3 separate regions of the Mus musculus genome follow, and regions 1 and 2 are each linked to region 3. A link is a loop called in an ENCODE intact Hi-C map of the cell type or tissue named here. Cell type or tissue: heart. All regions are shown on one strand. Region 1 has its middle 6.5 kb from the start of Gm22997. Region 2 holds the start of Lgr4 (leucine-rich repeat-containing G protein-coupled receptor 4). Region 3 holds the start of Ccdc34 (coiled-coil domain containing 34).

What was found. Peaks named below come from ENCODE experiments on the same cell type or tissue, not always from the same donor. Only the 100,000 strongest peaks of a DNase experiment are listed, where the experiment ranks them.
Region 1: a loop joins it to region 3, with 2.6 times the contacts of the local background. A loop is called at or near these places in 13 of 42 quality-filtered maps.
Region 2: a loop joins it to region 3, with 6 times the contacts of the local background. A loop is called at or near these places in 26 of 42 quality-filtered maps.

The regions. Positions count from the first base shown.
Region 1 is chr2:110,207,472-110,215,471 of GRCm38, forward strand. It overlaps the pseudogene Gm13937. Among named protein-coding and RNA genes, the nearest start is that of Gm22997, 6.5 kb to the right of the region's middle. In heart, a CTCF peak has its summit at 3,417; DNase peaks (open chromatin) are centred at 3,300 and 3,440.
Region 2 is chr2:109,913,142-109,921,141 of GRCm38, forward strand. It overlaps Lgr4 (leucine-rich repeat-containing G protein-coupled receptor 4), which reads left to right and starts at 4,506. Exons shown (of 18, transcript NM_172671.2): 1 at 4,506-5,164. The coding sequence starts at 4,980. Platr8 (pluripotency associated transcript 8) reads right to left here and starts at 178. Exons shown (of 5, transcript NR_033473.1): 1 at 1-178. In heart, a CTCF peak has its summit at 4,471; DNase peaks (open chromatin) are centred at 4,450 and 5,775; H3K4me3 peaks cover 3,987 bases; H3K27ac peaks cover 3,765 bases.
Region 3 is chr2:110,013,038-110,021,037 of GRCm38, forward strand. It overlaps Lgr4 (leucine-rich repeat-containing G protein-coupled receptor 4), which reads left to right. Exons shown (of 18, transcript NM_172671.2): 18 at 1-1,220. Ccdc34 (coiled-coil domain containing 34) reads left to right here and starts at 4,780. Exons shown (of 6, transcript NM_026613.4): 1 at 4,780-5,177. The coding sequence starts at 4,831. In heart, a CTCF peak has its summit at 4,722; a DNase peak (open chromatin) is centred at 4,754; H3K4me3 peaks cover 2,241 bases; H3K27ac peaks cover 1,278 bases.

The sequences.
Region 1 (8,000 bases), 190 kb after region 3:
TCTGTAACCTGTGGAGGCCTTGAATTTATGAATCTTCTGCTTCTGCCTCCTGAACATCTGGGAGTACAAGCCTATACCACCAGACTCAGGTGTGTGTGTGTGTGTGTGTGTGTGTGTGTGTGTGTGTGTGTCCTCCTATGAATGGAAATAGCAAAACCTTGAAAACTTTGTGCCTTCATGGCCAACAGGCCGGAGTACTGAGAGAGCCAGGCCCTTCTTCCCTATCACTCTGTAGATGAGGAAAGTCAGGGTTAGAGGGGAAGCAACGGCCAGTTACACAGCTTGTTGATGATTTTTTTTTCTTTTTCTAGAGTGCAAAACTCTAAGGGCCAAACCCATTTCCTACTTTCCATTTTGAGTCTTTCCAAGATCAGAATCGGCTATGAGGTAGGACTTGTTAGAACACAGGACAACCTCTGCTCTTTTTGGCATTTCCATGGGATCAGGTCTCTGCTTCTGCACCCTTTGATCATGTTTATTTGGCATTTTACAAATCAAGAAATACATAGGATTTTAGAGGATGTGGTTATGATTTTAGTTCGCCTTCTCAGAGACACTCTATGTGAGACGTGACTTGCTGGAAATTTGGGACCGATGTGTTCAAATCCTTGGATACTGGCAACCAGAGGAGCTTTAAACTTGATTAAGTTCTACGGAGTTAGCAAAGACAATGGTTATCAAAGGCTATGGTTATCCTTGTGAATGGTGAATGTCTTATAGTCCACCAGTCAACCTTCCCTACATTTCTAGGTTGTAGCTTGTATTGCCTCTAGTCAAGACAGTGCCTTAATGTTGTGATCTTGAAAGCATAACTTGTAGCCATTCTGTGTCTTAGAGGCTTGTTCAGGCTGAGCAACATACCCAGAATTTATTCCTTAATAAAGAATGATAGGATACTATAAACCTGGCTGCCCTGCTTGTATAGGCAAGTGAAGAAATGCTGGGTACATTGGTGTCTTCTTAAGTGAATTATGCAGAGTGCTCTTGGTTAGGGAGCCAATAGCAACATGACAGTCTCTTTAGTGGTATGAGAAGCAGGACCAATTTTCCTGGAATCTCTATTCTTAAAGCCAACTTCATCATAAGAGTCTTGGAGATGAATGGGAAGAAAATTGTAGCTATACTGAGACTGTAACTGCCAATCACTGAGCCAGTTTGTCTATGATGAGCCGATGATGAGATAATGACGGATCCCTTTTTACCCAGTTATTTTTTTTTCACTGTTCAAGGTTAGTTTGGTGTTATCATTGGCATGACACTTGAGTGGTTGGTTCTATCATTCATATGCAGATCTTACATTTCACATAATATTGCAATGCACACTACAGACACATATAATACATAAAATATCCTGTAGAACATTTATGCACAAGATATGCATAATGGATGTACACACTGGAGCCAGGTTATGACTAACTGGGAACTCATTGGCCTAGGCACGTTTGGTGAGGGTGTGCAGGGCAGCAATGCAGCAGGCTCACAGGGTAATTGAAGCCTGCACAGTTGGCAGTGTGTCTTGGAGATAGTGGGACTGTCACACTAACCAGACACTAGACAAGCACCACTTGACAGCAGGGCAGAGCTGTGGGAACTGAGATGTTTCCCCACACCGCCTCAACACCATCGTACTAACCACAGCTCAGACGAGAAGGGTGTGGTCTCCCTAGAAACCCTGCTGCAGCCTGGGCACTGGGAAGACTTTAGAACTGCAGCTCCTTCTGGATTCCCCAGAGGGCGTCTTCACTCTTCTTCAGGCGGGCTTCTTCCTCGGGAGTCAGTGTCACCTTCACAACGTCCGAGATTCTATTTTGTCCCAGGATACAATGGGACACTGAGGAAGACATCATCATTGATTCCATAGAGACCCTTAATCATGGTGGAAATGGGATGTACCCGCCTAAGGTTCTTCATTATGCTCTCGGCCAAGTCTGCCACAGAGAGGCCAATGGTCCAGGATGTGTAACCTTTCAGCTTAATCACCTCATACACACTGTCAACGACCTGCTTATGAACATCCTTCCACTGTTCCTTATCTGCATCAATGCCCAATTCTGGGTTCAGAGACTTTAGAGAGATGCCGGCAATGTTCACACCACTCCACACAGGCACACTAGAGTCGCCATGTTCTCCCAGGACCCAGCCGTGACAGCTCAGCAGGTGAACCCTCAGCCTTTCTCCCATCAAGTAACAGAACCGAGCTGAATCCAGACTGCAACCACTTCCAATAAGTCAGCTTTTGGGAAAGCCACCGATTTTCCGAGCCACAAAGGTCAAGATATCCACTGGATTTGAGACAACCAGTAGCTTGCAGTGTGGACTGTACTTCACATTGTTCGGAATGATGAACTTGAAGATGTTCACGTTTCTCTGTACCAGATTAAGTCAGCTCTCTCCCTCTTGCTGATGGCCCCCGCTGTGATGACCAGCTTGGAGTTTTCAACTACACAATAGTCTTTGCTGGAGATAATTTTTGGTATTTTAAGGAAGAGGCTGCCATGCTGGAGATCCATCATCTCTCCCTTTGGTTTCCATGACGTCAACAAGGGCAAGCTCATCTGCCAAGTCCTTCGTTAAGATACTGATGGCACAAGCCATGCCAACAGTACCAACCCTCAACAACTGTAATCTTGTTCTGGAGGACCTGTTCTTCCTTAAGAAGATTCACAATCAGCTGGTCCTTGAGGGTTGCCACCATCTTGGACTTTGAATCTTTTGAGACCGCTAGTGCACGATGGGGGGGGGGGGGGGTGACGGGCGAGCAGAAGCAGCGTGGCTCAGCGACAGTGGCTCCAGCACCTTTCCCCAGTTATTATTTGATAGGATTTATCATCCAAACTGGGCCGTGCCACTCTTATTCCTGGTACAGAGTCAGTAGAAAAACTACTTCAGTACATGACCCAGCACATTGCTTGCTTTATATCCAGAGTCTACAAAAACCACTCCCGTCTATCCTTTAACCAAGGGCTTACTTGTCGTATTTCACAGATAAAGAAACTGAGTTATAAAAAGCAGGTGGCAGGGTCAAAGCTTGAGTGCAGTCTTCAGTCTCTATCCAGCTTTTTCCTCTCAACCCAGCCCAGGCCATCTGGGAGAGGCAGGAACTCTAATGAAATCTGACTGCTGGCCTTGGGTGTTGGACTCCTTCAGTATGTCTGGAAACAAGGAGGAAACTTACTGACTGGAGCTTCCTACATCAATACTGAATTGACACAGAGAGCTAACTGATAGTGTGTTCCAGTAGCAGAAAGAGGAAATGCATGAGGCAGCTCGATTGTAATTAAGAATGAGTGGAAAACAGGAAAACAAATGGTCTCACAGGCAGGCCAAATATGGTGTTGCTTGGATGAGTTCCTTCCTGCTCTTGGCAAAGTAGTTACCATTCATGCCTCAGAAGGCGCTCAAGATGTCCAGCGCTCCTGGAGGCTCTAACAGTGGGTTCATTGAACAGTTCAACAGTCTGTGGACTGTAGTACGCAAAGCACTGGATAGAGGGGGGCTAGGAGGAGCAGAAGCAGAAATGAATGTAGTAGGCTCCCTGCTTTTGATTTGCTTCTGGCCTCATGGGAAAGACTGTTCTGGTAAACAACTTCTTGGAACATGAGGCAGAATGAAGTAAGCGCCATAACTGAGGGAAAAAGTAAGATCCCCGAGAGCCAGCGGCCAGAGAATGCTTTCCAACAGGGATAATGGAAGCTTCAGGTGGGGAAGAGATTTATTGCAGGCCTCGAAGGACAGTGGAATTTATCTGGAAGAGAACAGGGGGAAAATTCTGGGCTCAAGGCCTAGAGATCACAGGCTTATTTCATATGTTCTAGTTTATTAGGGGACCATGGTAGGGTGAGCAAGCTGTGATCAGCTGGAGCCAAGAGAGGGCCAGGCACAAAGAAGAACAATGGAGAGGTGGCTTTCATGGGCTTATGTTCAGGAACTAGGGAGGAGTTGGCTCTATTCTACTACTCAATTCTCCTTACTGAATCCTTAATGGGAATAGAATTGAATAGAAGCAAATTGGGAAATTAATTAGATCTCTGAGTACCTAGTAAACCTCAGCAGAGGTCTAGGATGAATGCTGACAAGATCAAAGACTAACTTGATTTTAAAATTATACAACAGTGCTCGACTCTTAATCTCTCTGACAAGCTCAGTTCTGTACATAGGCAAAGAATAGCTTGCTCAGGCATGCATATGGAAATATGATATGGATATTCCTCCTGGATTACATTCCTAGCTGTGTGGAGACGTTAAAGGTACAGAAACACAGGTACCTTTAACGAAGTGATCTGATACCAAAGAAAATGTGACATGAACAGTGGTCCAGAAATTTGAGTAATCACAAAGGGTGTTGTGGAAGGGATGGTAGAGGTTTTCATAGCATCAAGAGGGGTTGGAAGCTTCCTGCCTCTATAGACAACAGCGCACAGGAATCCAGAAGCAGATCCAAGAGACACAGCTTATAACAAAGTCTGTAGCTAATAAGGTTAGCAGGGTATATGAGGCAGAAAATGGTAACTGGTAACAGGGCCAAAAAGTTAGTGGGAAATAAAGATCAGGAAAGATGGGAGAAGGAACTCCAGTTCCAGAGGATTCAACTCCCCCTTCTGCTTTCTTAGTGCTCTCTTGAGATCTCATCCTTGGTAAATCTCAGACAATGGCACTTGTATGCAGCAGATCTGGTAGTAACCGGTGTGGGAGTTTGGGAGGAGATGTATCTGCAGCTGTTGGAAGTAGAGTGGGAAGAGGATCTTCAGGTTTTCCTGCTCCCAACTCTTATTAGTAGCAAGAGTGCTTTGCCATTTTATGTGCTATTGTTTATTTGACAGGCATGGTAGCACATGATTGTAACCAATCCTGGACTGCCACAACCAACAAACTAAATAGATTATGCCTTTTAAAGAAGGGGTTTCCCAGAAGTTCGGAATCCCAAGATACAATCCACAGACCACATGAAGCTCAAGAAGAAAGAAGACTACAGTGTGGATACTTCCATCCTTCTTACAAGGGGGATCAAAATACCCATTGGAGGAAATACAGAGACAAAGTTTGGGGCAGAAACTGAAGGAAAGGTCATACATACAGTGACTGTCCCACCTGGGGATCCATCCCATATACAGTTACCAAACCCAGACACTATTGTGAATGCCAACAAGTGCTTACTGACAGGAGCTTGATATAGCTGTCTCCTGAGAGGCTCTGCCAGTGCCTGACAAATAGAGAAGTGGATGCTTAGAGCCACCCATTGGACAAAGCACAGGGTCTCCAATGGAGGAGCTAGAGAAAGAACCCAAGGAGCTTAAAGGATTTGTAGCCCCATAGGAGGAAAAAACAATATGAACCAACCAGTACCCCCAGAGCTCTCAGGGACTTAAACTACCAACCAAAGGGTACACATGGAGGGACCCATATCTCCAGTGACATATGTAGCAGAGGATGACCTTGTGGGACATCAATGAGAGGAGAAGCCCTTGGTCTTGTGAAGGCTCAATGCCCCAGTGTAGGGGAATGTCAGGATAGGGAAGCGGGAGTGGGTGGGTTAGTGAGTAGGGGAGGGGGGAGGGGGGTTTCAGAGGGGAAATAAGGAAAGGTGAAAAATTTTGCAATGTAAATAAAGAAAACATCTAATAAAAAAGAAGGGTTTTGATGATTTGAACTGTTGGAAAACTATTTATTTTTGTGTATATGTATGTGTGTGTGCTCCAGTGAGTTCACGCACATCGAATGTACTCATTGCCTGTATAGGCAGAAGGGAGTTTTGAAACCCCTGGAACTGGAGTGGCAGATGGTTCTGAGCTGCCACCTGGGTGCTGAGGACTGAACCTGGGTCCTCTGGAAGAGCAGCAAGTGCTCTTAACTACTGAGCCAACTTTCCAGCCCTTTGAAAACTCTTTGTATGGAAAAAAAAAAAACAAACCTGTATTGAAACCAGCAAACAAGATGTTTAATTTCAAGTCTAGCTATATGAACTTCAATGGTAGTATTTGTGCAATTTTAATGTGATTACTAGTCACAATTTGTTAAATTAGATGTTATGTATGTATTTGTATACACATATCTTATAAGATACTGCTGAGTTTCTCACATTAGGCATAGATAGTAGGCTGATTTCACTCAAAATCACTGTACAGCTGAAGATGATTTTGAACCTCTGATTTTCTTGCCTCCGTATCACAAGTGCTGGCATTACAGGAATGGGCATTGGTGTCCAGATTATGTTCTATGGGGATCAAATGCAAGGTTTCCTAAGTGCGAGGGAAGCATGCTATGTTACAGCCTTCACCTCTCAAAATCATGTGGAGAATTGTTCTAAACCAATAAAAAACCTTCTAGAAAACAATGAATTTTCTCTAAGCATTTGATTGGTTTTAGAAGATCTAACAGAGATGGCCTTAGGTGACCCTTGTGAACAGAATAATAAGCATTCCTTTTTATTAAGCATGTGGTGTGTGCCAGGTGTTATCTTGCTGAATCCTTAAGTGGGGGCATAATTACTCTAATTTTATGGTGGAGGGATCTTAACCTTTAGATTGTTAAACCTTTTATGCAAATGTTTCTGGTTCTAAATGCAAGGGTGAACACTGGCAACATTTGATGGTTGGAATAGTTTTAGAGTTTTGGAGCTGCAGCTTAGAATTACCTCGAAACTCTTCCCTTCCTGTGATGCCAAGTGAAGAATGAATGGACCACTGCTTATTAGAAAAGTGAGTCTCAGAAGGTTTGGGCAGGTAAGAATAGTTTCAGCACCCCTTCTACCTCAGGAATAGAGGACAATTTTGGGCCAGTGCTGGAGGATGGTCACTCCATGGAGCCCTGGTGTGAATTTCCAGCTCTTCCAGTACCTCTGGCTCCAACATTTATCTGGCAAGAATCTTGTTTTCCTTCCAGCAGAGCTGGGCTGGAGCTTTGTGATAGTATTTGACTTAAGCAAGTTTCCACATGAGCCTCTGTTCTAGTGTTGGAACAAAGCGATGATGGGGGAGGCCCAGCTTGGAAGGAGTCAGGCAGAGACTGATGCCTTGTGTCTTGTTAAACACCATTCCCCTCCAGGTGTGTACTTTTCTCCAACAGTCAAACTCTCAACACAAGTCTGGGCTTCCCTCTCCCCGCTAATGCAAATATTGTCAATAGAGGGAAAGAAAAAAAAAGTTGATAGTCGCGATCTGAGAACCTCTGCTTTTAGGTGGAGGATCAAGAGCCCTTCACTTTGCCAAACATTATTTGAATTTTGTAGAGCAAACACTGGAGTTTAAGTTACATCCCACATTCAATATTTGGCAAAGGTGATTTCTCCCACTTGATATACTTGTTAATTGCTTTGAGATGAAGTGAGAGACACAATCAAAGTATCTTAAGTATTTTAAAGTATTTCACCTCTTTTGTTTTTTTAAACTAGTAAAGAGGCAGGTCTATGGAAGTAAGGGGGTTGCTTTGGATTCACATAACTTGCATTGTAGTGATTCAACGGTATTGACTGCAATTCTGTTTTTGTTCACGTTAATATCCAACAAACTGAGCTGTTTGTTTTGGATCAGCTTGCAAATACAACTCAAGAACTGATCCACTAATAACAAATAGTGTCACTAAATATTTGGACACCGTATACTAGTGTCTGTCACAATGAGATGGATGGTGTAAACTCTGCAGTGTCCTGGCTTTGCATCTCAGCTGCACCACCTCTTTACAAAATGGGTATCCTAACGAGACTGTCCAGGGCCTCTGGTTAGTAAATCCTGAATGTATATCAGATAACATTACTGTTACCTGGAGACCCCAAGGAATGTCAGGCTTGGTTCTATGACTAACTAGCTCCTCCTGTCTTGTGTCCCAGTTTACTCATCTGTGAGAAAACGTTCTTACAGTTTTGCCATTCAAAGTAACATGAGGTTATTCAGGTGCTGTGCACGGGAGATGCTCACTTAACATTTCATAAAGGGTGGGTATTCATTGAGTGTCAACCGTGCCTGCCAAGTTTATTGTTTTCAAGAAGTTTACAGCATGTGTGGGAG
Region 2 (8,000 bases), 100 kb before region 3:
GGAAGACGTTCCTGAAGGAGGAAGTCAGCATACCACAGGAATATTTGCACTTCATGCCTAGGGCTTCACAATAGCAGAAACAAAAACAAAAACCAACAAATGAAAACAAACAAACAAACAAACAAACAAAACCAGAAACCATTCAACAGCTGAGGGGATAGAGAAAATGGTATTTTATTCAGTCCTAGCGGAAACCGCAGCATTTACAGGAACTGGAAATCATTGTTAAGCAAAAGAAGCCAGACTCAGAAAGACCAATTCCCCAGGGTCCTCTCAAATGTAAACTACAGATTTAAAGTGGGGTGGGGCCACTGGAAGTAGAAAGCATACAGTGAAAAGGAAGGAAGAGCTCTTAAGTGAGAGTGGACAGTAAAAGGCAGGAAAGGACGAGATAAATGCGCGGGACAGGAAATCTGAAGGGAGCTTCTGAGGGAGAAAGGGGAGCAGCAGGAGGGCGCGGGGAAGCTAGGGACAGGGTGTCGGGCAGTGGGGTAATGCTGAACAGGAACAAGTGCAATGAGTTATAGGCGTGAAAACATCATGGTAAAACCCACTACTTTGTATATCAAAAAGGGAAAGCAGTTGGGTATGGTGGCACAGGGAAGGAAGGCAGGGACGGGAGGAGCTCTGTGAATTTGAAGCCAACATGGTTGTGAGCTCTGAGACAGCCAGTACTACATAGACTCTGACTCAAAAACAAACAAAGCAGCCGGGGCGTTGGTGGCACACGCCTTTAATCCCAACACTCAGGAGGCAGAGACAGGCGGATTTCTGAGTTCGAGGACAGCCTGTCTACAAAGTGAGTTCCAGGACCTCCAAAAAACCAAAACAAAACATGAACAACAAACAAGCAATCAGACCCATACACATAAACACGAAGAAAATCTTATTGGAATAAACACAGCAAGAACTGTTTGTTTATGCGTTTCATATGATTACTTTTGAGGTGCGATAATGAAGTTGAAGAATTGTGATAGAGATACCTTAAAAAAAAAAAAAACACCTAAAATACTTTCTTATTATTGGACCTTAGCAGGAACTCTACTGATGTTTACTGCAAACTTGTACTTTAACACTGAGTTAAATTCTCAATCCCTTGGGGAAAATTATTTCAATAGAACATAATGTAACAATGAAGATTAATTAAGAATAGCCATTAACGTCCCAAACATGAGGGAAAACTCATAAGTTGAGTGCAAAACAAAGCAAGTTGCAGAAAAGTCTTGAATGATACTTTTCTAAGCAATACTTAGTACATTGTTTAGGGACACAATGAAGCCGTGTAGCTAGGCATGGGAATTAACTATGACCTTTACAAAATGCTTACTTTGCAGGGAATGGAAGAAATAAAGAATGGGGGAGAAAGACAAAGAGAAATTCAACCATATTTGTAGCATTTTATTTCACAAGTGGCTGGCTGTAAATTCACGCTTGTGAAATCAGAGATATTTCAGAAAAAGTGAAACTCTGTATAATTGTTGAGCCCCTACTGTTCCAGTTTTAATGTGGTTTTAACCTTGGATTTTACCTAGTATGTAGGACATCTATATATATATATATACACTGTTCAGGTCCTTTTTATAAGAGTGTCAGGGTGGTGGGGCATTGTGGCCAAAGTCCAGCTTCTCTACCCATCAGCCCAGTGCCCTTTGCACAAAGGCACCAAAGTGAGCATGCCCAGATGGGAGCTTCCTTCACTTCCAGTGCCTCACAAAGGGCACAACAACTGGGTCACACTTTTACCTTCCCTTTCCTTTTAAAACAGTCTCCCTGTGTAGCCCATGCTGGAATTGACTTTGTGGTTCTCCATCTCCAGCTTCTATAGCTCTAGAGTTACAGTTTGTACCAACACAGCCACTTCTCAGGCTGCAGCCCTTACCTCCCTGCGGTGCCGCAAATGTACCCATCTGTGGGGCTAAGAGAAGCAGCTTCCTTCAGCAGACTAATATGTTGGATTTTTTTTTTCCTTGCTCTTTGCCAAGGGTGAAGGTTGAACTTGAGTTATCCTTGATATCTTCCCTGAGCTTAGGTGAGAGTGGTTGTCATTTGGGACAGTGCGCTGGATGTTGTTTCTTCATTTCATTGTGGTTTTATGTTCTAACAGGACAACTTGTCACAGAGATAAAAACTAATATAATAGATAGATTCATTCTCAGGGACGTTCACTGATGAGTAACTCTACGATTAGGGTTAGGGATATGAACCTTTTTCTTTTCTGTTTTGTTGTTGTTGCTGTTTTGTTTTTTTCAAGACCAAATTTCTCTGTGTAACAAGCCCTGGCTGTCTTCAAACTCACAGAGATCTGTGCTTTTTTAATTATACTGTACATGTGATTCTTATAACTACCAAAATTTGGAAACACTTGATGTACATACGTGTTTTGCCTGCATGTTTATGTGTTTACCATATATACACATGCATGCTTGATGCTCATGGAGACCGGGAGAATGTCAGATGCCCTGGTCTTGGAGTCACAGATAGTTGTGAGACACCATGAACGTGCTAGAAACAGAATCGATATCTTCTGCAAGAGCAGCCAGTGCTCTGAGCTACTGAGCTATCTCTCCAGCCACTTCGAAATACTTCTTTACTGAGGAGAGCTTCTTTACTGAAGAGAGAGAGAGAGAGAGAGAGAGAGAGAGAGAGAGAGAGAGAGAGAGAGAAACATGGAAATGAGTCTGGACATGGTGATTCATACTATTATTCCAGCATTCATGAAGCTGAGGCAGGAGGATGGTGAGTTGAGTTCAGTCTAGATTACATAGCAAAACTCTGTCAACATAAATATTTGTCAGAAATAAAAGCATCCATGAAGTGTATAGTTACCTTAATATAACAAAAAGTATACCTTAGAAGGAGTTGTGTTTTTTAAGAAAGAAGATTTTAGCTGGGCATGGTGGCACACGCCTTTAATCCTAGCACTTGAGAGGCAGAGGCAGGCAAATTTCTGAGTTCGAGGCCAGCATGGTCTAGAAAGTGAGTGCCAGGACAGCCAGGGCTATACAGAGAAACCCTGTCTCAAAAAACCAAAAAAAAAAAAAAAAAAAAAAAAAAAAAGACTTTAAGTATCAATTAGAATTAGACTTTTTCCTCACTTTATTTACTCATGAAATTGGCTGAAAAGTAATAGAAATGGAAAAACAAAAACAAAAAACAAGTTGCGGAGGCTTCTGAAATACTAACTAGACCAGGAGTGAGATGATCTTGGGCAGAGGGCAGAAGAACATGGTATCCAAGAGATTCTGAGGCCTTGTCTATAAAGTCTGAGCGCCACTGGTCTTTCTTTTTAAAGTTCTCTTTCAACCTTATAGTGAGGAAATTCATCTTTCTTAAAACTTGTCTGTATTTATTTATCCATTAGCATAACTTTAGAGTATATGGATTCAACCTGACTTTATTATTATTTAGCATATTCTTTAATGTAGAGATGGTAGATTTTTTTTTTTTTATTTAGGAAATCGGCTAGCTTTTCGTTAATTTATTTACATTTTCTTTTTTTTTTATTTGCATGAGGTGGCTAGTTAACTTTATACAGTATAGATATTTTAATGCTCTTCTTGCTCTAATGTAATGGGTTCATTAAAAATGTGTACAATCTAGAGTAAAAACAACCAAAGGCCTAGGAGAAAGCAAGAAAAGAGGCACTGAGAATGCTGATTTTTTTTTTTCTATAAACATTATGTGGGAAAAAGGAAGGGATGCTGATAGTTAACACACAAGTTGTTTCTGGTGTCTCAGGGGCAGTCAGCTGGCACTCAAATGTTCTCTTCCAGTGCTGGTTAACCGGCACCTCCTTGGCTGGACTCCTCAACATCCTTGTGTTTAGGGAGAAAGAAGTCTGATTGGTGTCATGGATGATTAACCGCTAATTTAGCTCCCAAGTGTGAATGAAAAAGGGTACTAAGATCTCAGAGGTGATGTGAGATACAGGAGGGGTCACGCTGTTTTAATTTAGTGCACGGTTGAACTCAAAAATTTGGATCAGATAGAAAGAAATGTTTCTCCCTCCTTTTCGACCCCCACCCCCACCCCCATTTCTTTCCTCTGTTTGCAAAGCTCTCAGTGCCCTTGCCCTTAAGAACAGCGAAGAGTCATTTGACACGTCTGAAAGCTGGAGGCGAGTTTTACTTTTCAGGTCATCCAATTTAGGAGATCCAATTTCTGCGGAGGGGAGAAAAAAACTGGGTGGGGGAGGGAAACAGCAGACTCCTGGTCTTCCGATCTGTCTACCTTCAATACACAACCTGACATGCAGATCCAGCCAAGTCAGGGCTTTTACTTGAACCTCCACTACCAGCCCCAGCAGCAGCAGCACAACCTTGTCACTCATTCCAGAGAAACACGCCCCATTCCTCTTGACCAATAATGGCTCCACTGCCTGCATAGTAATGAGCTCGAGACCTCCCCTGACCAATAGCGCTCCCGGAGCGGGGTTAGTTTTGCATGTACCTAAATGATTTGCATAACCCGGCGGCCAGGGGCTCCCGAGGCGAGCGTGCAACCCTAGAAGGGAAAAGGACGCGCGGAGCGGGAGCCGCCTCGGGGAGAGCGCGGACAACCAGGGTGTTTGTGAGAGCTGGGGCGGGGGTTGGGACGCCTGGCCGGCATGGCTGGAGGCTGCGCTCCGCAACCTTGAGGAGCTGTGCGGCTGGAGGAGGCCCGGGACAGGAGGCGGCGGCGATGGCAGCGCGCGGCCCGGGCAGCCGCTCTGGGCCGGGTCGGCTGGCCTGAGCCGCGGGGCTGCCGGTGCGCGTCCATGGAGCAGCGGGAAGGGAGAAACTGCGGAGCGCCGCGTCCTAACGCTCCGGCGGCAGACTGCTGAAGGAAGCGAGCGCACGCGGACCGCCGAGGGACGGCGCCCGGGCCCCGAGCCCCGCAGGCCGGCTGCCCCTGGTGCGGCGCGGTGCGGCGGAGGGCAGCGGAGGCGAGTCGAGCGAGAGGAGCCGCGGGAGAGGCGGGCGCGGGCGGCGGCCGCAGCAATGCCGGGCCCGCTGCGGCTGCTCTGCTTCTTCGCCCTGGGGCTGCTCGGCTCGGCCGGGCCCAGCGGCGCGGCGCCACCTCTCTGCGCTGCGCCCTGCAGCTGCGACGGCGACCGTCGGGTGGACTGCTCCGGGAAGGGGTTGACGGCGGTACCGGAGGGGCTCAGCGCCTTCACCCAAGCACTGTGAGTGCGGGCGACCGGGCTGCGGGTTGAGGGACCCGCGGGCGCTGCGGGGCGGAGCCAGGGCTCGACCCCAGCCCCCAACCCCAGCGCCCTGGGGGTGCACGAATCACCTGTGTGTGTGTGTGTGTGTGTGTGTGTGTTGGAGGGTCAGGGGGATTGGCCCCCTTTCCCGTATGCTGGCCTCTCCAGACTTAGCCACTTTGAATCTGAACCTCTAGGAGCTTTTTCTTTTTGCAGCTTTTTTTTGGGGGGGGGGGTGCAATTACTACCTCCTACCCCCCACCCCCCACCTCAAATCGCAAGTGCATTTAGGGCCAGGAGGGAGGATGCTGGAAACGCTTGCCCTTGGCAGCCTTTCACGTGACCTCTTCCCCCATGCGGCCCCCTGTTCGGCTGGCAAAACTTTGGCCACGGATGAGGGCGCCTAGAACTTGGCCTGCGTTTGCCGACCAGGCACGTTCCATGGGGAAGCACCTGAATACCCCCAGGGTTCCCGCAGGCGGAGTGAAGAAACACCTGTACCTAAGAAGGGGAATCGCTTTCCAGTTTGGCCCCGTCCTGCCTGTGCAGTGTGACACCTTAGCTCAGATCCACTCGGGACTCATTACCACGAGCAGAGCCCAGGGAGGAGGAGAAGGATTCGGCCTACCCTGGGCGGGGATCCTTAGTGAATAAGGCATTTAAAAGAAGGAATGCTGACCTGAGGTAGAGAATGTTGGGAGAGAAAGTTCTAGAGCATGTGATCAGTGCAGTCTGTAAGGTGGGCAACCGTTTTCCGCCTGTACCTTCAGCAGAGCCTTTCGTGTGAGCTGCCTGTGGTCAGGAAGAGTAGCATAGATGGTTCTGACCCTCCCCACCTCCTTCCCCAGAGACCCAGAGAGCCTTTAGCATCTCAGGGAAGAGGGGGAATCTGAAATAGGTGTTGGAGGTGATGTTGGCAAATGCCACCCGTAGAAAAAGAATGGGGTAATTGAGCGGAGGGCAGCTTGTATGGCCCTTTCAGCCTTCTCGTGTTGTGTGGCCTATTGCATGATTAAATCAGGAGCAGTCAAAGACCTGCTAGAGAGGAAGGGGCCCCGAGAGGCCCTCTGGCAAAGGAAACTTCCTTTTTACCTTCAAGCTATCAAAAGAGACCTCTTAGGCGTAGCTTTAAAGGAATAACAGATCGTGTGAAGGGAAAACTCCCTTTTAGGCAAGCTGGGGCATCACTGTATTTCCAGGTGGGTGGTGCCGAGGCATTCGGCTGGCCCTCTCAGGTTGGGGATGTGGAGAACTGAGACCCTTGGCTTTGCACCCTAGTCTCAGATTTTGGCCCAGTCTTAGGTGTTGTTGATGCCTGGAAAGACCCTTTCTTTCGAAATGATATTTGACTTTTCACCAAACCATGTGAAGCGATTTGCTCATAGAGGTCTATTAAATCTGAGCAGGGCTGGCAGGTGAGGAGCTAGGGTTTTCCTGTTTCTTGAAACTCTTTGGAAATAGAGAATTCAGGCAGAAAGAGAACTGACTTTACCAGAACCACATAGAATTATGGTTATTATTATTATTTTTAAGAGTATTAGAGTTTGAGGAGTGTGCTAACCAAGGTCTTTTCAGATGAGTTATATTATTAGTTAAAAAGTTAGGATTTCACTGTTTAGTTTATTTGTAAAGATTTGTAAAGACTAACGAATAGTCTTGCCCCATAAGGCAAAGGGCCTGTTTGATGCGGTACCTAATGTCACGTTTTTATGGGAACAAGCTTCTCTAAGAAAGAGAGCATCACACAACCTGTAGATCTCACTGGAGACCATGAAACACCCTATCTTCAAGGTCCAGCCTTAGGGGAGTTACTACCCATAGCTTGTGGAATGGGTAGATAACATTTTCCTGGACTTTGGTGGTGGTCAAATGTGAGCCGATCTCTTTGTGATCAATAGGCAGAGTGAGGTCACATTCTGAGACCTCATTTTCCCCGGATACCCTGATCTCCCCTTCAGAAGGATGTTTTATATATGACCACTCTATCTTTAAGGGGTTTCAAGGACCGTATGTTTTCCTGTAACATGAGGGAACCAGTGGCTCTCTATAGAGCTTTGTCTGAGGAGGGGCAAGGGCTCAGGCCTGCACTATTTGCTGTCACAGTGGAACTTAGAATCCCCAAGGGATTTATTCCATTCTGAGGAACCATTGCAGCGTTCGTGAGCCACGGTTTACTCGGAGATCGAGTCCACAAGTCTCTAGGCCCTTGGTTATGTCCTAATTTCTGCATTTCACCATTGGTGAGATTACAGAAGCAAAAACAGAAGCTTTAAGATGAGACCATAGTGTTCAGAGTTCTTTCTCATTGCTCAATGATTCGTCCAGTGATGGGACTTTCTCCAGCCACTGAGATGTGTGCATAGTTCACCTTGGAGACCATAGGGTCAACAGAGAACAGGGATTTTATTTGACTCAGAGCATAGAGCCTGGTACAATGGGGAAACTTACAACTTCTGGGGTGAATAAGCTCATAGGAGCACACTAATACATACTCTCACAAGACTACTCTAAAGAGCTTCCGATCTAGACACCAAGCCCAGGGGGGTTGCTAAACTTGGCATCTTCCCATTTAGCCTTTTGTCCAGAATTGAGAAGGCCCAGAGAGAACACTCCTGCTGTTCCTACCTTAGGCTGGTTTAAACTTGTTCAGCCAAACTCTCTATTTCCTGCTGATTGCTACCTTATCAGACTTGGGGGGACAGAAGCAGATGTAATCCCCAGTATCTTTCACGAGGCTTCTGTAGTCATAGCACTATGAGTGATTGTGTTTTGGAATAACTATTTTGAATTCTGTGCCACAATGTATATGGGTCTA
Region 3 (8,000 bases):
TCAAACAGGCATTACCTTCACATGTTTTCTGTGTCCATAAATTGAAAGGTTTTGTTCAAATGATTTATAAATCTAAAACCTGAAGATGGTTTTGAGAAGGATGTTAACAGCTGTTAGATTTTTTTTTTTAATAGCAGAACATTTGTTTTTGTTCATTGCACATTGCTCTGATGAAATCCCAGTGATTCCCCTCTCAGTGTTTGACAATCGCAGCACAGAGCACAGGGACACAGCAAAAGGCTGATTGCCACGTGGGTTTAAGTAGAGGTGACTGAGTAGTAAGTACCACTGAGCTTTTCATAGTATCCAAGGGATTTGATGGCTCTAAGTAATGTCCTCATCTGGACTGGCAATGTCCTAATGTCACTGGCTGCTCTGACATTTCCAAATTTGTTGAAGTTATCTATCATTCTGATTATACAGGAAGCACACTTGAGTCTTTTTTTTTTTTTTTTTTTTTTGCAATTGTAAGATAATAATGACTCAAAGCACTTAAATTGATTTTTTAGTGAGCTGTTGTATGAGAACTTCCATACATTGTTTGCATGCTGTAATTTAAAAAAACAACAAAACCATTCAGTAGCTCAGCTGCGGTGTGCTGTGGTTCAACGAGACACATACTAGGAGTGGGGGAGTCAAACCTTGTCCTATGTCTTTACATTTTCTAAATTTACTTGACTCTTACCTATAGGCTTCTGATGTGGAAGACTTAACACTGTGCTAAGTCAGTAGCAAACCCACTGCCATCTTAGTTATACTGGTTGAACAAAAACTTAAGCTAGATTGCAGTTTGATTAAACTGTACATACTGTGCATATGATGAAGTTTATCTTGTGTAAATTATTTTTAGAACACGAGTTGGGCAATGAGGCTTCTGTTCACTGTTTAATTAAAGCTACCTCCTAAACTCTAGTGGCTGCCAGTAGCACAATGGTTAATTGTGGTTTAGATACATGTTCTTGGTTTTGATTTTTTTTTTATCCTTGCCTTGTAAATAGTCTTGGTTGTACATTGTCAGTGGAATAAAAACAGAATCTTTGTATATCAAAATCACGTAGTTTGTATAAAATGTGGGAGGGATTTATTTACTGTGCTTGTAATTTTGTAAGGTCATCTATTTACAACATAAATATAATGTTTGTATATTTACACATCTGATAAATATTAAATCATAACTTGGTAAGAAAATCCCAATTAAAGGCTTTCTTCCTAAAATTCAAGTTATTGAAAACTGTTTTTTTTTTTGTTTTTTTTTTTTCCTTTAAGAAATAGATTGGGGGCTGGAAAGATGGCTCATCGGTTAAGAGCACTGGCTGCTTGCTCTTCTAGAGGTCCTGAGTTCAATTCCCAGCAACCATATGGTGGCTCACAACCATCTGTAATAAGATCTGATGCTCTCTTCTGGTGTTTGAAGACATAAAGACAGTGGCATTGAACTCATATAAATGAAATAAATAAATCTTTAAAAAAAAAAGAAAGAGAGAGAGAAAGAAAAGAAAGAAAGGAAGAGAAAGAAAGGAAGGGAGGAAGAAGAAAGAAAGAAAGAAAGAAAGAAAGAAAGAAAGAAAGAAAAGAAAGGGAGGAAGAAAGAAGAAAAGAAAAGAAAGAGAATAGGCCAGGTATGGTGGTTCATTCCTTTAATCCCAGCAGTTGTGAGGTAGGGAGAGACAGGTAGATCTCTTGAGTTCACCTCCAGCCTGGTCTACATAGTAAGTTTCAGAGCAGCTAGAGCTTTACAGAGAGATTGTGTCTCAAAAACACCCAACAAAACAAAGCAAAAACCCAAATAAAACAACAATAGAATATTAGGTAAAGTATGTGGTAAACTGTGCTAGACGTCTGATATTTAAACAAGAGTTTCTATAAAGCAATCTTGTATTTCTTATTTTATAGCTCGATGCATTACTGAGTGTACTTAGTATCACACAGTCAAATTAAAATTTGTAACTACCAAATATTAAAAGAAATGTTGAAAATAACCACTGGAAAACACAATTTTCATGCTATCTATAAAAGTCTAGGACACTATACTGAAATTTAGAAGTAAAGTTTTATCCCAAATCTAAACTATATAGTAAAAAACAAATTGTGATATTTAAGAGAATAGTAATCACTAGATCTTTACTGAAGGCAAGAATTTAACAATCTGCAAGATACTACATGCAGTGACTTTCCTAGATGCTTAAGAAAACCCTCATTTCTCAAATGAAAAGACAATTGATAAACCACAGCAAATTTCAGTAAATCCTTAAAACACTTACGAACCAAACCAGAAGCTAATTCTCTGTGTTTATTATTTTATGAGAGTGGGTGTATGGAGGTGTGCTCATGCCAGGTGGCAACTTGTCCTCCTCAGGGAGCCTATCTGCCTCATTTGGGACAGGTTCTCTCATTAGTCTGAAACTCACTGATTAGGCTAGACCATCTGATTAGCTAGAATGACTGGCCTGAGCTTGTGCCACCCCACTGCAATTTTATGTAGGTGCTGGAAATGGAACTCGGCTGCTCATGCTTCGAGGTAGGCAGTTTACTGACGGAATCATTCCCAACCCACCGCTTAGTCCATTCATCTTAGCTCTGGAGAGAGTAGTGAGTTTATGTTAAACTTGGAATGTTGGAAACTTTTATAGCAAAAAGCACGGTGTAATTACCTCACTTACACCTTTCACAAGTGTCCACGGCACACAATGAGCCTTTCATCTTCACCACATTCACTAAGCCCCTTCAGTCCTTCTGCCTCTTGCGTTATTTTGACGCAAGCTGAGACATATTTCATATGTTAATACTTAAGTATGTGCAGGAAGACATTTTTGAACCCATGTCATAAAATTGCCATAAGGATTACTGGCAAAGGAATTAGTTTTGTAATATAGTTAAATATTTTTTAAGCAAAAGTCACTCTTGCAGGGATTTTCCACGCCAATTAAAAAAAAACCCTCATATTATTAGATTGAAAATGAGTATTAAGAGGATACTGTTAGGTCCACACCCTGTAACTTAAGGGGAGAGTTAATGTATACATTTGTATAATCCTATCCATCTTGACTATTGTCTCAGTCCAAGTAATGAATAGTACTGTAAAAACAGACCACATTCAAACAGCCACAGCAGGCCATTTAACTGCCTTGTAGCCTTTAAGGCTTAATGCTCTTGGTGAACACACTGATCCTAGAGTATCAAGAACACTTTAATAAAACATGAAGAGGGTTAGGAAACTATATGATTTAACATTCCTACACTGAGAGGTTTATGATGGGGAACTCAATGTGGGATAGTGACAGAGTTCAAGATATGTCAGGTCCTGAGTGGAGCTGAGGATTAATGAATGACTATGATAGCAGGGTAGATTATTTTGGGGAGGATTAAATTAAGATCATTGCAGTTAAATAGCCTATGTAAGAATATTAAGAGGAAAACTACTGGTTCAAAGCCAGCTCCATTCCCTTCCCCAAAACCTTTAGGTTATTTTTTGGGGGAATGGAGGATCATTTTTCAAGTTCCTGTCTTTTTGAAGGTATAAGGTAGTCCAATGTCTCTGAGTTACTGACACCAAGGGTGTTTTCTGACAAAATATCTTAACCAGATATGCCAATACTGAATAACTGGAGTAAGTCACAACCATAAGCCTACTAAATCACGTTTCTTAGTTCATCGTACAGTTTTCTTCCAATGCCATTGTTTTTACTGGAAAAAAAAAAGAACAAAATAGTGCTAGCATGTCATTTATAGTCACTTTGCTTCGCTTTTGGTTGCTAGTATTTCTAACATATCTAACTGCGCTATGAAAATTCTACAGATACTCTCATTTCACTTGTGATTCTTACACTAATGTAATGTACATTAGCCAAAAGCTGCGTTTTTGTATGCAGTTTTGTGAGCATGAATAAGCAGCTCACTTTCAGTATCTGCCATCTTTTCCTTGCCGGCTTCAGTTAGATCCTCGGCCCCTAAAAGGAGAGTGCCAAGAAGTCCTAGAAAAATGCCTATTGCATCACAGTTCAAAATTTCATTTTAAAAAGAACGATGGATTTTAAGGTTGGCTCATGATTTGCTGCTCTGGTATGGACACGCTGGAGAGTGGACACAAATGCTTTGGAAGACTAGAAAGTTAACACAACCTGATAAAACCGATTGTGTTGCAGGGCAGCGGTGGCTCATGCCTTTAATCCCAGCACTTGGGAGGCAGAGGCAGGCGGATTTCTAAGTTTGAGGTAAGCCTGGTCTACATAGTGAGTTCCAGGACAGCCAGGGCTATACAGAGAAACCCTGCCTTGGCGACTGGGGGTCGGGGAACTGATTATGTTGACAGATGCTGCCCATACAGTGAGAAACTATGCCCACAGAGGATAAAGTTCTCTCCCTTAGACAAACAAAAACAAAAAAAACAACAACATAAATGAACTAAAAAATTCAATCACGAGTGCTAGATTTTTTTTTTTTTTTAGTGATCCTGAGCTTTTATGAGGAAGGGGGAATAACCATGGCTTCAGGCTTCTGCCTTTTCCTTTTAAAGGATCCGCTTTAGTGACACTGATAAGTGTCGTGCACCAAATGGCCTTCAACACCACAGCAAACACAGTACTCGGGACAGCATCAGGAATGGGCGGACGACTCGGGGAGACGCCAAGCTGAAGCTGTCAGTCAGGAACCTTCCTACCTGGACTGAGGAAGCCAAGCTCTTCCAGCCCAGACAAAGCCCCTTGCGGGCTACAAGCGTCGCTATGACAACACGGCCTAAAGCTGGCGCTGATTGGTCGGACGGCGCGCGCGGAGCCTGCTGGGAGAACGCGCCTTCGGCCTTGCTCGGGCCGTTTGAACTTGGCGGGCCTGATGCGGGCCGCTGGGCCGTGGCGGGCTGCCTCTCCGGCTCCGTGCACCCGTTACCTCGCCCGCTGCAAGCCGGGCTTCCGGCCCTCCTCGAGTTTTGTCGTCGACCTCTTAGTGGATTCCGGGGATCCAGGGCTGGAGGATGTGGCGCTGACCGAGTGCTTGTCGCCGCCGTCTCTGAGCTGCAGCAACTCCACCCTGTCCCTGTTGTCTCCCCTTGGCCACCAGAGCTTTCCGTTTGGCGCGGACGACAGTGAGGGGGAGGATGAAGAGGCCCTGGACGAAGATGCCCGTGAGTCCGAGAGCAAGGTGGAGAGCTTGGAAGGAATAGAGTTCCAGCAGCGCTCCAGGTAAACTCAAGGTTCGGCCCTCCCAGCACTTGTCAAGACTCCTTAGAGATGGCATTCAGAAGGCTTTGTTGTTACCCCGAGCCGCATAACCTCCTGTTTTCCAGCTCAAAGGCTGTGCAGCACTTGCATCCTAGGGTGCTGGGTAAATTCTTACAAATGGTCACTGATCTCCCATGATTCCTAGTTCCTTTTTCCTGAGATAGACGATTGCTGTCTCAGTTTCCATAGAAACTTACTGTACACAGTCGCAAGCACACAAAACTTGCTGCTAGGAGCCTTTAAAAGCCTCAAAAACCAGGTTGTCGACTCCAGAGCTCTTACCCATAAACTTAGCATCAAAATGTGTAGCTGGTGCTGGGTTGTAGGAAGTAGGTGCTTTAAATATAAAGAGCTGGGTACAGATGCCCAAAGGGTGCATGCATACTCTGCAGAGACAGGTTAACTGATCTGAGAGAGAACATTTAATGGAATAGTGAGTGTTCATCAAGGGGGTTAGTTAATAATGCCATCTTAATGTTTATTTACGTTGACTCATTCAGCAAACATTTACTATTTTGCCACATATTAGTGTAGGTAGAGATAAACAAGATATACAAGACTTCTATTATCAAGAAAGAAAAGCCCAAATCATTTCACAAAGAAAACTATATTAGAATACATATAGAAAGTCTACTTAGGCTAGAGAGAGCTCAGTGCTTAAGAGGGCTAACTGCTCTTGGAAAGGACCCAGGTTCGAGTCCAAGGACCTTCATCATCGGGTGGTTCACAACCACCAGTAACTCTAGTTCCAGAAAATCTGACACTGTCTCCTACTGACATCTGTATGCTTGCACTTGGTGCACATAAACTCATACCCAGTGCGTATATACTCATAAATAAAGATAAACCTTTTAAAAGGTGGGGATGCGAAGAATCTTTTTTTAAGGCCTGCCTCAAAGGCGTAGAGCTAGTACAGGCAGCCCGGGGCTTAGTACTCAGGTATCTCTTTAGGGCTTACATTTCTTTATATTATATACTTTTTACTATGGAAACTGGAACAAAGGGCCTGTCTCTGTAGGAATTTTTCTAAGACAGCTTCATTTTAGGATATATTCCTTATGGCAGCCTCAGGAAGCATTTACAAGTTTCTGATTGCCAGGCTGTGTCAGGCATAGTACAGAAGATTTAAGAAATTCCAGCTGGCAAGGCCGTGCTTTTTATATAAGTAGCAAGATAGCTCCCATTCAGTCTAAGGCACTCATTTAAGAATTAGTGAATCAAATAGGAGGTCACTCACATGGGAGGACATTTTTGTAAGGATGACAGGTGAAAGTTCACGTCGGTGAGGGTGGAAGTCACAGAGAGCAAGCTGCTTTTTCAGACTGCCAATAGCAGCAAGAAATAGGCCTTCCCTGGTTAGCCTGGTGGAATTTTGAACTAGAATTTTAGGAGTCTTTTCATAAGCACTTTTAGGACAGTGTGGATTTAACATATTTTAAAAGTAAATTTGAAGGCTTTGGTGAATACCTTCTAGTCAATATTCAAAAGACCCAAACAGTATGTCCTAGTTTAGCAGCGCGATGAATAAAGGCCAGCAGACTACAGCTCAGCCACTGAGACTTGCATTAGCTTCCAGGAGCCAAAACCGTAACCAGTAGGGAGCCTGCCAGGGAGGAACTAGGGCTACTTGGTTCTCATTCAAAGCCTGAGTAAGCTGATAGGACCTAGTTTTAGCCTGCTTTCACACATCAGTCCTTACTCAAAGGACTCGTTAAGACTACATCTGAAACAAATGATGCAGATTTATCAGGTTTTGTGGAGACTGAGGACAGGAGTTTTACTTTTAGGGCAAAGCTATAGACAGCATGGAGGCATGACACATTCATCAACCTGCAGTTCACCAAGCCAGACACATGAAGTCTGATCAGTTTGCTAAAGGAGGCACCAACTCAGGAGTGTGGATTTTATGCTGAAGGTAAACGCCTCACTGAGGAATGTTTGAGGTGATACAAGGATTCATTTAAGGGGTGAACCTGCATACAGCTGTTAAGAGTGGTTTGAAAGAAAGGGAAAAGACCATTTATTGTAAGGTTGGAGAAGAGAATGGCTTGAAAACAACCAGAAGGCTATAGATATGTTACTACATGTGGCTATTTGTATGTAAAATGTGGGATCACGCGGAGTTGAAAATGGAAGTCTCTGGTTTTGGTGACTGGTTAGGTGTAGGTACTCTTCACTAAGGATTGAAAGAGAAATGCACTTTTATTGGGAGGCTGGGATGGTGCTTAAATGATTGGATTTATTTTGTACTAACTTTAATAGCTGGATGGTTGGAAAGAAGTCTGGAACCCACGATAAAGGTCTGAGCTATATTGCTGATGTGGGACCAAGAAGAAGTAATGAGATTTCATGTAGAACAAGATAAGGTCATTCTGCAAGACTGAGAAAGAAGGAAGTATATAAATACTATATCAGCAGTGTCTCTCTCCTTCCAGAGTACAGATTCTACAATGGTGTGAAGAAATGAATAATAGCAGGAAAATGAGTAAACTTAATCTATGAAGTAGAGAAAATTACATAACACAGTTGATGAGGCCATTGTTTGCTAGAAGGAACAGTATAAGCACATAGAACTAAGGTCTATGATAAACCAGGTTTTAGGAGTGAGGGAGATGAAGAATGCTATCTAAGATAAACATTGGATTTATCATCATCATAGTTTTTTGTGTTTGTTTTTAGAGGAGGCTGTAGAGATGGCTCAGTGGTTAAGAACACACACTGCTGTTATGGAGGACATGATTTGAGTACCCAGCATCTACATCTGATGTTCACAACTGCCTTAAC